Linked DNA regions of Mus musculus: region 2 is linked to region 1. The links are chromatin loops, found by intact Hi-C in ENCODE. Cell type or tissue: heart. All regions are shown on one strand.

Region 1 (2,500 bases):
AGCCCTGATTACTGAATTGCAGTTTGTATTCACTCTTCTTCCAGCAATGTGAGAGGATACAGAGCCTAAAGATGAAATTAGCATAGCTTTAGGCTAGTGTGGGAGAGATACTTAAATGCATGTACCACGGGATGTGGGCGGTTGATCTGACAAAGAGATGGCTACTATGTATCCAGTGGGCAGGGACCATACAGAATTGATACACTGGACAAAGGAGCAATTCCCCTCCTGGGTGGCAGGCCAGCAGGAGATTTTATTATGCTACTAAGAACAGTGTCAATTTGAAATTTGTGAATTGTTTATCTCTAATTTTTTCATTCAATATGTTTTTCATCTTTTATTCATTATTGAAAAATTTACTTACATATACAACGGATATTGCCCATATCTACCCCCACATAGAAAGGTAGAACGACCCCAGTGATGTACCTGGAGTTACCACCCCTACCTTTGGCTGCCTATATTTGTATGAGCAAAAACTACATTTTTTAAACTTTTTATAAAACCAGTAATTTCAGCTTTTCATTTTCAAGTAAAATAAAATCAATCTCATACCAAAAAAAAAGTAAAACTTTTTTTGAAATTTTCTTCCAGAATTACCACGAAAGAAATAAAAAGATTTCATCCCTAAAAGCTTGATTCCTTCTTAAAGAGGAGGGCCATTGGGCACAGTGGCGCACGCCTTTAATCCCAGCACTCAGGAGGCAAAGGCGGGTGGATCTCTGTGAGTTTGAGGCTAGCCTGCATTTCACTTCCTCTGACTTTTGTTTATTGACATGGTCTCATGGTCTCACTTTAGACAAAGCTTGGCCTAGAACGCATTATGTAGCCAAGTAGCCTTGAGTTTAGCGCAATCCCTCTGCCTCAGTCTCCGAAATGCTGGGGTTATAGGCATGCACTGCTAAGCCAGACTTTACTTGCTTTGTTAAATCATTAAAACAAATGTTTACTCTTTAGAACAAACGCTCTCCAGGAAAGCTCTCTCGCTGGTTCTTTACTCCTGAGCATCTCAGCATTCTCTGCCAGTTTATAAGAACTTAGGGAGAACTGGGGGACCTTTAGGTATGCTGCAGAGAAAGTGACACTTTGAAGGCTGTAGGCCAAGCCTCAGTGGGACCACTGTGGATGGGAAAAGAAGAGGCAAGAGAGGGCCAGGAAGGGTGGTGGCACACAGGTTCTCTCTAACCTCCTCTCAAGATGCAGGAATCACCCATGACCAGCAGAGGGCAGCAGGAGATGACCGTCCAGGGTTCCTCATAGGCACATGACTTCAGGTCTCAGTATAGACTCAGGTCTCCTGGGTTTCTGTGTCCAACGTCATATTGCCCAAGACTTTGTCAAAATGGAGTCACTTCCTGAAAAAAGGAGGCTGGTTCTACTGTTTTTACGTGCTGGTCTTAGACATTCCTTCTCTCGAATCTACTTTTTGTCATAGCTACAACATGTCCAATGTTTTCTTAAAGTTCTCTTGTGCTAATCACTAAGATCTTTGAAATTTTGACTGATATTTTATTATCATTTATATATATATATATATATAGCGGATATGTACTGATAATTGATAATGTTATCGATAATTTAAAATTGATAATGATTTGTATGTGTCATTTACATGTCACTGATATGTAAATATCACTGATATGTGACCATTTATACATGCATAGAACCTCTCAGTAGAAAATCAAATTGCTTCAGCTAGTGAATTACTCTCTTAAATCCTCTTTGGCCCAGTGCAGAAGACAACATCACCATCTCCGTTTTCTAGACAGGAAAATGACATTCAAACAAGTTAGATAGATTTCAGGAGACTTTTCACAAAAGCTGGCATTGCAACTGGTTGACCTGCAGAATTACTTCGACCCAAGACAGGAGGCAGAGGGGAGCCCCCAGCCTTTCAGGTCAGAGGGAAGTGGCTCTGACTCCCACCCCTGCTAGAACAATTCCTCCCCTTCAGCTGAGCTCTCTCTGCTTCTTCCTTTTCTTCCTCTTCTGTCGCTGAAGAAGAATGTCTGTCTCCCTAAACCTGAATGCTCCCGAATGCATTCCTCATGAGTCAAGGCTGCAAATTCCAGGACAGAAATAAAAGCCGGGGGCGGGGGGGACCATCATTGAAATGCCCAGAGGGTCACAATGCACCTGTCGGAAACAACCCAGAGGGAAGCTGGCAATCTGAACTGGAGTGCGTGCTATGTGTCCAAGTGACTTCTCATCTCTAAGAATAATGGTGACAGGTGCCGGGGTAAGAGAAACCCTAAACTCTGCCACTTGCTGGCTGTGTGACCTTGGGTGAGCTGTCTCCACTCTTAACTTCCCCATCTGTGGGAGAACAGCCGTCTTGTCGCAGCAACCCATGTATCATAACAATTAATACAGGATCTATAAGCTAGTGTAAAATGTCCTTTAAAAATTATATGGGGTGGAATGGAGGCATGTGCACATGTCACAGAGGCAGGGCCATCGGATCACCTGGAACTTGAGTCACATTACAGGTGGTTCTGAG
Region 2 (2,500 bases), 110 kb after region 1:
ACATTGCTTTACATGACATATTTTTGTGAATTAGAATCAACCCTATTAATGAAGCACTCTAAAATTTTAGTATGAATCACAGCGCTACCACAAATCAACTGTGTGTGTCTATGGGCAAATTCATTGGCTTCTTGGCGCCTGTTTCTTCACATTAAGAAAGGAGATAATAAGAGCTACTATCTTATAGATCATTCCCAGGAACAGCTAGCTATTAGCAAATCTACTTTTAACATGGTCTATCAAAGATAATTCATTGTTAAATTCTTCCCAGGAGAGAATTTTTTAAAATACTGAATGACACTCATCTCTTGATAATATGCTGTTGCTACTTCATATTTGACCTTGGGAAGATAGATATATAAATTCTGAGATCAATACTAGCTCTAATAGAGTAACAACAACAATAAAAACAAGAAGTCCTATTAATAATAAAGTACTTAATGTAAAAAATTTATGTTCTCATTCATAAATAGCCTAAGGTTTTATCTTTAGCATAATATACTACATAAACATATACATATATTAACATTTCAGTATACAGCTCTGGCTGACCTGGAACTCACCCTGCAGACCAGATTCTCCTCAAACTCTGAGACCCAGCAGCCTCTGACTTCTGAGTTTTGGGACTAAAGGAGTGCCACTGCGCCCAACCAGATGCATTATTTACGGAGCTATAAACCAAAGGTTTTCCTTCCCTTTACTGTTCTTTATGTTTACGTTTTTAAAATAGAGTTATTTCTCCTCTCTTTCCAGCCTTTATTTTCTGACTGCATCCTCATGGTGATGTTTAACTTGTTCCTCGGTCTCCCATGAATCCTTGTAACCAATCACATCCAAACTCTTGACAAGTTTCTGGTTTATCTGAAAGCGAAAGTACTTCACAGTATGTGTGTACTTCACTCACAAGGCACAGAGGGCCCAGATGTCTCTATTTAGCCTCAATTTTGAAAGTTCTTTTATATCATGACTAAAACATAATACAGGTACCCCACAGATTATTACCACCTACCCAATCACTTCTACTCAGCAATCCTGCCCTCTGGTGGTGAGTAGCAGACAAGGTACCACAAGCACGGACAAGATGGCCTTTTGCACCTTGGGTCTAAATGCTACCCTGGGCTACTGCTGAGCCGTGTGCAGAAAAGCCTTAATCACAGCCACTTTGGAGGCTGGGGCAGAATCGTAAGTTCAAGGTCAATCTGTGTTACAGAGTTAGGTTCAATGCCAACCTGGGCTACACCAGCCTGGGCAACTTAATGATATATTGTCTCTAAAACCCAAACAACTCCTCTATAATTCAGTAGTGTTTGTTGTTTGGGTTATTGTTTAGCATATCAACTGCTTCAGCTAATGATCAACACTTGCTTCCAATACTCTCTCCAATCAAAAAAGAAGCCATGTGGCAGGCAACACTTCAGCAGTTACTTCCAGCCCAAGCAATCATTAATCTGCTAAGGACATTTCAGATAAATGACACCTTTTTTATTGGCCTTCTTTTAAGTAGCACTCTTATAAATTCATCCATGTATAAGAATTTCATCTTCATGGACAACTCCATTAAATAGATCTACTACATTGTTCACACACACACACACACACACACACACACACACAGAGGAAGGAAGGAAGGAAGGAAGGAAGGAAGGAAGGAAGGAAGGAAGGAAGGAAGGAAGGAAGGAAGGAGAGAAACATGGTTGAGCAAGGAGGTGTTATGCTAAGTGAAATTAGCCAGACTGAAAGAAAAGACTGTACGATGTCACTTACATATGGAATCTCAAAGAGGAAACTCACAGAAAGACAGTAGAGCAGCTCACACAGAAGAGAGGATCAGCACTGGAACACTGAGGGTCAAAGGCAAGCATTGCTACTGTAGGGTAAGTACAGCACGCAGCCATCAGTAGTGCAGCACTGTGTGAGTGCTAAGTCATCCTACACTACAGTCTCTATGTTCACACATTGTCTTAGTCACTTTTCCATTGCTGAAAGAAAGTTTACTGGGAACTTACAGCCCATGACCATCGTGACAAGGAGCACAGCAACAGACATATGGTACTCAGTAGCCGCGAGATTACAGCATTACCCAATAGTATGAGGCAGAGCTAACTCAGAAGGCACTGGGCTTTTGAAGCCTCAAAGCCCATCCCCAGTGACACACCTCCTCCAATAAAGGCCCACCTTCAAATCCTTTCCAAGCAGTCCTAACAACTGGAGACTCAAACATCTGAGCTCGTAGGGAGCCATTCTCACCCAAACCATCACATCCACACCCCTGTAAGGAAGGGCAATAAACTCAGCCATCTCAGGTCAGAGGTCAATGGCATGCTTAGCCTCTCTGCCATGGACTCTCTTTCTGGGCTGAGCAGACATGTTTCTATCTCCCCAGTGTCACACAACACCATTTTCCCACACCAAAATTCTAGTTTTTAGAAGCACTGGGGAACTGAGCTGGAGTGATGGTTCATCCTAAGAGCACTTGCTGCTCTTACATATGTCCTAGGTT

The links. A loop is a pair of places that touch in the nucleus more often than their neighbours do. Peaks named below come from ENCODE experiments on the same cell type or tissue, not always from the same donor. Only the 100,000 strongest peaks of a DNase experiment are listed, where the experiment ranks them.
Region 2: it touches region 1 in a loop (8-fold over the local background); 34 of 42 quality-filtered maps call a loop at or near these places.

The regions. Positions count from the first base shown.
Region 1 is chr5:65,936,944-65,939,443 of GRCm38, reverse strand. It overlaps a transcript of Chrna9 not described here. Among named protein-coding and RNA genes, the nearest start is that of 4930480C01Rik, 13 kb to the left of the region's middle. In heart, a CTCF peak has its summit at 1,215 (motif pointing right); a DNase peak (open chromatin) is centred at 1,233; H3K27ac peaks cover 626 bases.
Region 2 is chr5:65,822,356-65,824,855 of GRCm38, reverse strand. All of the region lies in intron 18 of N4bp2 (NEDD4 binding protein 2), which reads right to left. Among named protein-coding and RNA genes, the nearest start is that of Gm3521, 35 kb to the left of the region's middle. In heart, a CTCF peak has its summit at 1,049 (motif pointing left); no DNase peak of the experiment used is centred here.